Regions from separate parts of the Mus musculus genome. Here all the other regions are linked to region 1. A link is a contact called in ENCODE Hi-C or POLR2A ChIA-PET data. All regions are on one chromosome and are shown on one strand. The core of a region is the stretch at or near the end of the contact, and the rest is flanking DNA. Distances in the headings are between cores, read along the strand shown. Region 1 holds the start of Stab1 (stabilin 1). Region 2 holds the start of Nisch (nischarin). Region 3 holds the start of Nt5dc2 (5'-nucleotidase domain containing 2).

What was found. Hi-C counts contacts between places; a loop is a spot of excess contacts on that map. ChIA-PET counts read pairs that join two places held with the same protein, here RNA polymerase II (POLR2A).
Region 2: POLR2A ChIA-PET joins it to region 1 with 42 read pairs in Patski. The contact joins the promoter of Nisch here to the promoter of Stab1 in region 1. A Hi-C loop is called at or near these places in 2 of 37 maps with a recorded cell type or tissue (heart and left cerebral cortex). POLR2A ChIA-PET finds 5 or more read pairs at or near these places in 2 of 5 experiments (Patski and embryonic stem cell).
Region 3: POLR2A ChIA-PET joins it to region 1 with 105 read pairs in Patski. The contact joins the promoter of Nt5dc2 here to the promoter of Stab1 in region 1. A Hi-C loop is called at or near these places in 3 of 37 maps with a recorded cell type or tissue (gastrocnemius and heart). POLR2A ChIA-PET finds 5 or more read pairs at or near these places in 3 of 5 experiments (Patski and embryonic stem cell).

The regions. Positions count from the first base shown.
Region 1 is chr14:31,166,981-31,171,180 of GRCm38, reverse strand. Stab1 (stabilin 1) reads left to right here and starts at 2,540. Exons shown (of 69, transcript NM_138672.2): 1 at 2,540-2,769. The coding sequence starts at 2,689. Nisch (nischarin) reads left to right here. Exons shown (of 21, transcript NM_022656.2): 21 at 1-253.
Region 2 is chr14:31,204,873-31,208,510 of GRCm38, reverse strand. Nisch (nischarin) reads left to right here and starts at 1,685. Exons shown (of 21, transcript NM_022656.2): 1 at 1,685-1,944. The coding sequence starts at 1,849. It overlaps Tnnc1 (troponin C, cardiac/slow skeletal), which reads right to left and starts at 199. Exons shown (of 6, transcript NM_009393.3): 1 at 133-199. The coding sequence starts at 156.
Region 3 is chr14:31,129,202-31,132,808 of GRCm38, reverse strand. Nt5dc2 (5'-nucleotidase domain containing 2) reads right to left here and starts at 1,720. Exons shown (of 14, transcript NM_001374087.1): 1 at 1,433-1,720. The coding sequence starts at 1,652.

The DNA.
Region 1 (4,200 bases), core at 1,291-3,790:
TGCTGTTTGCTGTCATTGTGGGCGTGCCGCTGCTAATTACAAAGCTGGTAGCAGAGTACACAGGCAAGCTCCCACGTTGTGGGCTTTTCCAAAATGGAGGCCTCCTCAAGTCCAGAGCAGAGGAGGCCCTATGGGGAGTTCCCAGGTCATGGGTCCAAGAGGAGCCAGTACAGGGGACCTAGAGCTGCCAGCACCAAGTATAATTCCTGTTGCCTACGTTCTCTATTCTAATAAAATGGAGTTTGACACAACATGAGTCTTCAAGGTTATAGAGAACTGGGGTCCCAAAAGGGCTTCAACCAAAGGAATGGTCAGCAGGGGGAGATTGGAGACAAGAAGAGAGAGAAGGAGGGGAAGGTGGGAGGGTCCCCAGAGCAGAGCAATGCTGAGCTGTGGTCAAACCTGGGGTCTAGGTAAACAATAGAAACCATCTTCAGCTGGAAGTGGTGGCGTACACCTTAGTTCCAGCACTCAGGAGGCAGACTCAGGTGGATCTCTGGGTTCAAGGCCAGCCTGAGTTCCTTCCAGGACAGCCAAGGCTATATCTGTCTCAAAACAAAACCAAAGAACAACTTCATTTTATCCCTTCCTTGTCTGTTCCACACCGGTGTCAGTCCAGATGGTACTCCTGTCCTTTCTCAGCTAACAGTACTCCAGGAGAGACAAAAATGAACTATTAAAGAGCAGTGCCAGCTGATTGCCAGTGCCAGAGGGGCTGAAATCAGGCCCTGGGCTGCCCCAAAGCCTGGTGTCAGGTCAAAAAAGTGCTCTGAACCGTGATTAATGGAAAAAAAAACCCAGGCCGAGTTTATCTGAACAAAGAAAATCTACTTCTTTAATCAGGCAGCCCTGAGGACAGCAGCCAGAAAGACTAGCCGAGGCAACATTTAGAGGAGACAGAAAGGACTTAGTTGGCCAGTTGACGACAAAGCCTGTGGCGCGTAACTGAAGCCCATGCTGCAGCCCAGACCCATGCGTCTGCTTTGTGAGGCACAGCAAGAGATTTTAGTCCAAACCAATTAGCTTCACCATCAGAGACCACACCTACCTGGGAGAAGGGAAGAGCACACAGACATATACCATATACCTCTACCGTATACCTTTACCATATATATACACCCATAGCATATACCCTTGCAGTTAATTTACTGGAATAGAAAAGCCCCAGTTGGCCAAGAAGCAAAGTAGAAGGCTGGGCATGGTGGCATACGCCTTTAATCCCAGCACTTAGGAGGCAGAGGCAGGCGAATTTCTGAGTTCAAGGCCAGCCTGGTCTACACAGAGAAACCCTGTCTCGAAAAAACAAAAAGAAGCAAAGTAGAAAGGGAAAATGTACGGACACGTGGGAAGGAAAGAGTCCAGCAAAGGGGCAGAGGCCCTCCCTAAAGCTGTAGCCTGACTGAGAGTTTCTTCCCCAATAGGGCAGCCTTGTCCAGCCTCGGTGGGAAAAGATGCACCTTATCTTGCAGAGACTTGATGTCCCAGGAGGGCCCCATGCTCTCAGAGGAAAAGGGGAAGTGGGACGGGGAGGGATTCTGTGAGGGGGACCAGGCAGCATTTGAGATGTAAATAAATAGATATGGGCGGTGGTGATGCACATCTTTAATCACAGCACTTAGAAGGCAGAGGCAGGTGGATTTCTTGAGTTCAAGGCCAACCTGGTCTACAGAGTGAGTTCCAGGACAGCCAGGGCTACACAGAGAAACCCTGTCTCGAAAAAACAACAACAAACAAAACAACAACACTAACAACAGCAACAAGCCCAGCAACAAAACCCTTAAGTCTTATTAAATGGTGACTGAGAGATCTGCACACATGTTCTTGGGTGTGGTTTTTTTTTTTTTAAACACTATTTTTAATGAAACCTCAGTTTTATTTCATACCCGCCAGTTCTGAATTCTTTCCTGCTTTGAATCCATGAATCCTGGGTTTGCCTGAGTGGAGGTCCCTAAAAGATTAAAGGAACCCCCCAGACTGTGCTCGGTGGCTCTACCCAGTCACTACAGACTTCAGGGCCAAGTGAGGGACGTCACAGACACCCACCCACCCACCACAAGCATAGAGGACTGAAGTGCAATGGAACCTGGGCTGTGGCTGCAGAGTTAGGGGTGGGCTCAGGAAGGCCATGAGGCTGGTAGGGGAGACCAGTCTGAGGGGCTAGCATGGTGTTTCCACCTCTACTGGTGTCTGACGGAAAGACTGAGGCAGCTCACCTGGGGGCCAGCCAGCCCAGGGGCTGTCCAACAACCTCCTAGGCACCAGAACCCCGAAGCTTCTGAATGAAAAAGCCAGCTTGACAGATGCAGGGAAAATTATTTATTGGTGCTTAAATTTGCTTTAGAATCTCCCCTAGACCCCAGGCAGGTGGCTAATGGTGGGTCTGGACCTCTAGACTATGGTGCCAGGGAGCAGCGTCCTGGGCCAGGAAGCCCTGAACAGGGCCCAGGTCGTCCATGTGGGGGTCACTGGCCAGCGTCTTCCCTTCCGCCTGCAGGCTGCTGATACGCAGGAGGAAATCCTGGTGGGTTCCTGTGGGGGTGAGCTGACGGATAGCTTTTAAAGCGGCTGCTCACCCACCCTGTCCTGCCTCCTTCCTCATGCCTGCCTCTTGGAGTTCACTCGCTGCCTGCCGCTGCTGCAATCACTGTCCCCACACTACTTTTGTCTCAGACAGCAGACCTGCCTGCTATGGCAGAGCCCCGAACCCTCCTTCTGCTCTGTGTCCTGGTCCTCTGCCTGTCAGACTCCAGCTTCATCCGAGGGCAGACGGTGAGTGGGAGCCAGGGTCAGGGAACAGGGAGGGACCATGATAGTTTGTGTATGGATGTGTTGGGGTGGGGGTATCAAAGCAGCTGGTACCTGTCTGAGCTCCCTGGGGGCCCAGGGACCCAGACTATTGTTCCACCTCCCCAGGCTGAAGTCTACGGCTGTTCTACCTGAAGCTTAAAGGCTTCAGCAATTTTTCCCCTCTAACTCTGTCGGGCTAGCTGGTCATGTACTCTGGGCAGTCATCCTGGGTTGCCTAGCTTATGAGTGAACAGGGACAGAGCCAGCCCCATCCTCCTGGCCTTCTTTCCCAGACTGAGACCATAGTCTATGCGGCCCTCACCTGGGGCTTTTAAATGTGATCGTTACCTATCCTCCGGGAACTATAAACCAAGGGGCTCAATCAGAACTTGGCCACCAATATGCCCGTGGCCAGCCCCAAGCCTGTGTGGAACAGACGAGATCCATTGGACAGACAGCAACCAACAACAATGTTCTTAAGTCTCAGAGAGGCCCCTGAACGTGGCCCCTTCAGTCTTTATAGTCTTTAGCAAGCTTGTTTGTTTCTCCTGTTCGAAATCCCAGGCCCGAGGAGGAGAGCCGCAAGCTGTTCCCTCTGGAGCCATAGTTGGGACCACAGCCTGCGATTCTTACTCAGGACTGCCATTCCCCACCCAGTGTGCTGAGAACACAGGGCCTCGTGAGTGGTTGTAGCATGGCTCCGGAGGCCAAGAGGGCCTGTCCCTAGGTCTCCCCAGCTCAGAATTGCTGCGTGAGCTTTGGGGAGAGCTTCCCACAAGTGTGGAGACTGAGTTTTGGATCTGTATCTGGGCAAAGGAGCTTCCCTCGTGAAACCGAGTTCACCTTCATCTTAGGCAGCTTCCGAGGCTCCCGTGGCAGAGAGAGGGGATCCACCACCAGGCAGCCATGGGGGCTTGGTCCCGTGGGAAGGGGATTTCATGGCCAGGCCAGGGCTGGGTGGAGCAGGTGGGACATCAGGATAAACATGATGGAAAACCACAAGATCCAGGTTGTGCCAAGCTGGAAAAGCACCTTGCCACCCGTGTCCTGGGCAATGGGGACAGAGGTCAGTGAGAAATCTCAGCTCCGAGACCTGCTGTAGTTCCAGACAGTTCTAAGTCTGTCATTCTGAGACTGAAGCCCAGCCAGCCTGGGCCAGGGACGAGGTCCTGAGGTCCTTGTGGGTAGGGATGTAGCCATGCTGTCCTTACTTTCCCCTCACAGTCCCTCATCCTGTATGACCTGGGACACAAGCTGCAGCTGCTAGGAACGTAGCCTCAGAGGGAAGAGAGGACCCCTGAGTCGACAGCCAGCACAGGTGGCATTAGGACTTGGCATAGCAGGCTCCGGCAGCAGATGCAAGGAGATCTGCCTGTGGGAGGGTCTTAGCATGTGTCCGTCCATCTGCCCGGG
Region 2 (3,638 bases), core at 436-2,935, 38 kb before region 1:
GCTGGGTTACAGGTGTGTGGGGACCCTTTTGAGTCCCCCATCACTTCCCTAGTGTACCCCTGTCCTCCATCCTTAGCTAAGGGAACCCCAATGGACCTACCCACCCTAACCCCTTAAAGATTCATCTCTCACCGCAGCTTTGTAGATGTCATCCATTCTGGCGACAGCTCACAGGACAGGCTACTGGGGTTGCCAGCCAGCCAGCCCTCTGCTTGGGCTTATATAGCCCTGCCTCCCTCCACCTCCTGCTACATTCCCAGCCCAGCCCACCACTGCCTGGAATATCCTCCACCCCCTCCCTGGTCCCTGTAATCTCAGGCTGGCCAAAGTCCCTGTATCATCTGCCTAGGGCCAGGAGCTATGAAGGACTGCAAGGACCAGGTCTCTTGCCATCTGTTCCCCAGACCCCACCCCACCCCCAGGGAAGTCTCAAGAAAAAAAAAAGAATGTATTGCTTTTATTTATGAGTGCATGTGGAAGTCAAAGGACAACTTGCAGGAGTCATCTATCTCTCTCTGCTACCTAGGTTCCCAGGAACCCAGGACTGAACTCAAGTTTTCAGGTTTGGGAGCAAGCACCTAAATGCAATACACACACACACACACACACACACACACACACACATCCTCAACAACCTCAGGAAAAAGTTTCCTGAATGAATGAAAATATGAGCACACAGGAAATGTGAAGTAAACAGTTCGGTCTTCTATGGAATCACAGTGACTTGCCTGAGGTCAAGCTGACCGGAGAATCCCTACCTTATATTACACCCCCTGAGAGATGGTAGCATGCCAACAGAGGCTGGCAGTGTAAGTCCTGCCAAGAAACACTTCCTATGCAAGGTTCAGAGTATAATATGACACTGGTAATGGAAGAAGTCACTGGCCCACAAAGAATAGGCTGGCCTGAAGCCCTTCAGCGGGATCTACCACGCCGCAACCTTCCATCTTTCAAGGACAACAATCAGTGTTCACTTCGGGTTTGAGTCAGCTGCATTCTGTGAGTCAACAAGTGTCCCTAAAGAACCCTATGTCTATCAGGATTCTCTCTTTTCCTCCTCCGGTTGGGTCATCTCTTCTCCAGCTAAGTCTTCCCTATGGTTGTTCCCTATGGATGTTTCTTCAGCCACGCTCTTGTGTCCAAGGCCTAGTCTGTCTCCTCCTCACCTTGAGCTCTTGCAGGATGTCATCTGGGAAACCAGATGGACAGCGCATATCTCTTCCATCCACCTGCACGTCTGCTGCATATAAGCTCTCCCTGAACACACCAGTGTGCCGCCTAGCACACTGCCAGGGGAAAGCCCGTGGGGTACTGAGCACTGCAGAATCACCACAATCAATTCTCCACCAGTACTTTTAACAACAAACCCCCCAAGTGTCGGAGAGTCCCTCTGGTCCTTGTTCCATCTCTAAGTCTAGTCTTATTCATTTTGCTCTTGCTACACAGGGAATGAACCCAACAGCCAGGCGAGACCCTATTAATGTCCCCTCTGGAAACTGAGGCCAAGCGAAGCAGAGTGACTTCGGAGAGTTCCGAAGGCCCATGGCCTCTGCCCTTCCCTGCTGTGAGCCCAGCGGACAATGACCACAACTGCCCGAGGGGACAGAACGCCGCACAGGTATACAGAAAGCAAATTGGGCAAGCCCGCAGGAGCTGCGCATGCGTGCCACTGGTTGTGCTGTCAATTACGGGCAAGGGGCGGGGCGAGGACGCAAGCAGGCCGAGGGGCCAAGATGGCGTCGCGGGCGCGGGCGGGGGGCAGCGGGGGCTGGGGGGCGGTGGGACGCTGACCCCGCCCCCTGCTGCTGCCACTCTGCGCCGGGCGTCGGCAGCGGTGGAGCCGGCAACATGGCGGCTGCGACACTCAGCTTCGGCCCTGAGCGGGAGGCCGAGCCTGCCAAGGAGGCGCGCGTCGTGGGTTCTGAGCTCGTGGACACGTACACGGTGTGCTGGGGGGCCGCGAGCGTCCAGAGCGGGCTTAGCGCCTGGAACCCGGAGTTCTCGACCCAGGGGCTTTGAGAAGTGGGGGGTGGGGGGGGCCTGGGTAGCACATTCGATGAGTGCGTGGAAGGTTCTGCGAGGTAGCGACGAGGGAGCCCGAAAAAAATGGGGGATTCGGAGGAAGGGCCGGGTCGCATAGGTTCTGGAGGAGGATCTAGGCGGGGCGCGGGAAGGGGGGCTGGGGAAAGGGTGCGCGACCAGAAAAGGAGACTTGTGTTGGAGCAATCAGAGGGTGGGGGAGGAGGGGATGGTGAGATGGAGGCCCTCTGGATCCTCCAGGCAAGGAAGAATGCCAGCCTAAGAGACCTTCATGGGAAGTCTGGGAGGAAGGGGACGCGGAAGGGGTGGTCTCTGGTCGATGGGACCAAGGGCCAGGGCTAGAGATCATCAGGTGGTGAAGGAGAGACAGCAGATCCCGATCTCCACCCCCACCAACCAAACACTAGTCGCAGTCCAGATCAGCCCTGCGAAGTGTGTGTGTGTGCGTGCGTGCGTGCGTGTGTGTGTGTGTGGGGGGGGGTGGTGGATGGAAAAATGAGCCCTCGGGGTCTGGGGAGAAAGGAATGGATCCCAGCCGTGCAGAACACAGAAGTTACCTCGAGGCCGAAGTACAGGGCCTGCAAACCTTAGGGGACGTCACGGCTTAGGGGAGAGGGACACGAGCTTCTAATGTATCCTTGTAGGCTACAAGGGAAAGCCAACAAAAAAGGAGGGTAGTTTCTGTGATGGCGTTAGACGCCCTTTGGGCCTGCATAGGGTTGGATGCTAGGCCCGAGAGCCTCGTGGGCAGCCTGCCAGGTGAAAACTTGCACTGTGGTGGGGGCCCACTGAGCACCTCCCGTCTCCTTGTCCTTTGTTCCCTGGAGGGTGGACAGAGGTAAGGGCCTCGGGCCTGCCTTTGCCCCACCCCACTGGCTCCCACCCTAATACCGGATCCTGAGGGCGATTCCTCTATCTAGTTCTTTCTCCCCGCTGCAAGGAAGAGAAGCCGCTAGCGGCTCCTTTTAGAGCAACAGGCTGGCTCTGGAGAAATGGCTGCTCCTGGGGTCAGGAATCAGCCTCGTTCACTGTTCCCACTAACCTCTCCGTGCTCCAGGCCGAGGAAGGGAAGCTAGGACCGTGGGGCTTGATCTAGTTAAGGAATGAGGTCACTCACCTAGGACTAGCTGCAGTCAGTAGAGGCTCTTTGTCCTTCCCCTTAGTGTCAGGAGCAAGGTGATGATCCAAACTGACCATCCTCATTTGTCACTGGGTGTGATGCACGGAATGTGACTAACATATCTATCTTCTGTTCCGTGTTAGGCCTTTACACTTAATTGCTTTACTTGGCCCACCAGGTTTTAAAATGGAGGAATTGAGGCCCAGAGAGAGCTTAGGTTCCCAGTCACTTACATAAGTGGCACATAAGCCACACCCAGGAAATGGGATAGCCAGATTTTGAACCCAGGTTTTGGTGGACGATTAACCACCAGAGCTATATCGCCTTCTGTTGAGGCTGATTGAGCCACCGCTGCCCCTGGAAGCCTGGTGATGCCTTGCCTCCTGGTTCAGCTGCCAAAGTCAAAACCACAGCTAGTGGAAGAGGTTGACTGAAGGCCTTGCTTCTAGGATGGAGTTAGGGCTCCTGGAAAGATGTA
Region 3 (3,607 bases), core at 471-2,970, 38 kb after region 1:
CCACCCAGTACCCGGCACCCAATGAGATGCACACTCAGGCCACTCCGCCCGCTTTCATCACTCTTCTTTGCCTAGCTTTCTCATCCCATGAGGCCAAGCAGTTTAGGTGACAGCCCTTCTCCACTGCTCTCTGAAGGGTTACTAGCCCTGGCCCTAAAACCTAGCCTGGGGGGCGGGCGGGCAGGCGTCAGGGGTCAGAGGCATGAAGCTAGCTCACCCTGGCATGGCAGTGGAAGTGACCCTGCACACAAGAACTCACAGAGCATGTAAGGGCCTGAAGATGAGGAAGAGTCCTGAAGGATATTCTCAGTAGTGTCCCCCTCCCCCAAACATCCTAAGTAGGTTTCTCAGGCCACTCAGAGGGTCTACACTAGGGGCAGAACGTTGACTTCTTAAATAATCCTGGTCACCCTGCAATATTCCCAATCCTTAAGAGCAACCATTCTTGAGAGGTCTCAAGTAATCTGACTGCAGCACGTCAAGAGGTGAACTCTGGCCAGCGTCCAGCTCTCCTCACAGCTGGAGTGGAAACCCTAGTCCAGTCACAGCTGGAACCTCCCTGTCAGGGCTCCTCTGTCTTATCAGACAATGCAAGCCACCTCACCTCTGGGGCTTCCTGCAGAAGGTCCCCAGGCTCCTGCTTGGCCTTGTTCTTTCTGAGTCATCAACGAAATTCTGGGACAGAACACTGAGGGTCTTCAGAGGGTGTGAAGCCGAGGGCCACCCTGCTGGGCAGTGATAGGGGTCACAGCCCAGACCACATCTATCGGCTGAAGAGGCAGGGCCCCACCAGACCAATGGACAGATGTTCGGCGCTCAGATCTCCAGCCTCATCAGCCCATTCCAAGGGAATGATTAGGAGAGGGTTAAGTGCCTTGTGCAGTTCTATCTGAGATATAGCAACTCCCGAGGGATTGCAGGGGGGGGGGGGGGGCTACAGTAACTTTTCTGTTCCTCCGAGTGTTTAGAGTGCAGTAGACCGCCAGAGACAAGCCAAGAGGTGCCTGCAGTGTCCGTCTGGTGTCACCTTACGTCGTGCCATCTGTGAACACGGCTCAGTCAGTCTTTGTCCACACACTGCAACTAAGGGCCAGAGGAGAACGAGGGACTGGGAGGGGTTCTACCGCTACTGCCCGCAGATTGGACTCAGGAGCAAGACCATGGGGGCCGCGTGCGCAGCGGCCGCTCCAGGCATTCCAAGCTTCTGCCGCCAGAAGACAAAAAGCCCCACTCGCCCCAGGAGTAGCGGTGTCCTGCAGAGACACCTCCTAACAACCCGATGGAGCCTTTTCTAAAACGCCATTTAGCCCTCAGGTTTTGGGACCCCGGCGAGCCCCACCAAGCGTCCTTCACCCCGGTCGGTGCCCTGGCCGTCTGTTGGGCACCGTTCGTCTGACGACCTACGGCTCACTGCCCACCCGGCGTCACCCACCGTGCACCAGCCTCCGCATGTCCTGGTAACGAGCCCATAAGTGCGCGCTGAGGTCCGCGCCGTCTGCGGGCGCCGAGCGCGGGGTGCTGGGGCAGTGGGCTCCGGGACCCGGCGGGCCGCAGCCAGGGCAGGAGGGTGAGGACGAGGCGGCCCGCGGTCCGCTGTGGCCTCTGCACAGCAGCAAGCGCCTAGCTGTCGCCCGCAGTCCGGCACCCGCCATGCCCCCTGCGCGCTGCCCCGGCCGCCCTCCGCCCGTCCGCTGGCCCGCCTGCCCGCCGCTCTCCGACTGCCCGCCCGCCACCGTGGCCGCGTGCTTCTCAAGGCGGCCGGCCAATGGGGGAGGCGCGCGGAGCCCATCCGGCCAATGGACGCACCACTCGGCCCAGGGGGCGGGAGGTCTCCGGGACGGGGCGGAGCGGGCTCCGACCCCCGCCTCCTTGTCCCCTGCTCGGCTCAGGGGCTCTGCGCCCCCCTTTGGTCGTCTCGGTGGCGATGGCGGTACCTTTCCTCCCTTGAGCGGGAAGTCGCAGAGCCCCGGGTCTCCGCGAGATCCTGGACGGCCGAGGAGCAAGAGCGCTCGAGTGTACTGCTCTTCCTTTGCCCAAGGGTCTTTTTGCCCCTCCCCTGCTCTTCTGTCCTATTCTTTCCAGACCAGTTCTCCTGCCCCGGGGCCTCGTGCCCCTGCCCCAGTTTCTGACTGACTGCACGTTCCACTGGAGCTGAGGTCGCTAAGACAACAAGAGCTCTACTTGCTTTCAGTACCAGTCCCAAGCTGGCTAAGACCACTTGGCCTGATGGGCAGCTGACGCCTGCTGAGGCAGCATTTTCTTTGTATTGCCTGGTACCCAACCCAGGTGATCGACTTAAATGAGGAGCCTATCTACTGGGCATACGCTTCTGGCTGTGGGCCAGGATCACTGCAGCCACCAGGTTTTGGCGGCTGTAAAAGGATGGGCCAGACGGTGCAGGCCCCCAGTTGAATTGCCATGGTTTTTTTCAAGCGCTGTCTCAATGAAATTCTTTTCATTCCATCCACTTCTGTTTTCTTAGCTTGCAGGTGTACACTAGGAAAGGCTGGGCCCAATGTCCATTGTTGGTGGTGAGTTGCCCAACTGAACACACGTGGCTGTTGGGTTTAAGGTTGTGTGTAATGTGTACGTTTGTAGTTTGCCTGTACCTATGCTGAGGATCGGGTGTATCAGATTCTGGTCTGGGTAGTCATGGATGCCGAAGGGTGGGCTTATGGGTGGACCCTTGTAGGTCCATTGACCTAGGTGGGCTGTGAAGACCTGGCCACATGTGGATTCCTTCCAAGTGGATGACACTTTACAAGTTTCAGTCCTCAGATCCAAGAGAAATGGCACCAAGTGCCAGGCGTTCACTGTGTGTGGCTTCTCCAGTAGGTACCTCCAGGCAGGCTGCGCTTAGTCAGCTGTTTATGACCCCCCCCCCTCTTTCTCTGCCTTCATGGTTCCCTCACTGCCTCTATTCCTTCCCCAATAAACTCCTTTCATACCAGATTTGTTGCACAGCATAATTTCTCAGGGGCATACCTTGGCATGGGCCCACCAGGCCTCCTCGCTGCAATCTGTCATTTAATTCTGTTTTTTTTTTTTTTTTTTTTGATACAGGGTTTCTCTGTGTAGCCCTGGCTGTCCTGGAACTCACTCTGTAGACCAGGCTGGCCTCGAACTCAAGAGATACGCCTGCCTCTGCCTTCCAAGTGCTGGGATTAAAGACATATGCCACCACTGCCAGGCCATTTAATTCTTTTAGATTGTCAATTCTCACAGCATCATAGAAAGGCTCATCTTACAAGGGTGCCGATAGGGTTGTGGTTTGACAGCGAAGTCACTCTTTACCTTGATCCTCTTCTGTAACTATTGGTTGTGATGCTTAAAAACACTACAAGTTACCAGAATAACGGTAATTTCCCACTTATCATAGGTTTATATTATTTTAGCATGTTTGTTATAGACAGTTGTACTTTTTGCTGCGACGATAAAATTCAGCTTTCGAAAATGCATATCGAGTTATGTTTGTATTAGAATCCAAGTCAAACCAGTCACATCCAGAAATAAAAGGAAGGAGTGTCACGAAACTGCATTTTAGCTGATTTCATTCACAAAGGGTCGACACCTCGGTCAGGGTATTACAAAAAAAGATGGCGATGGC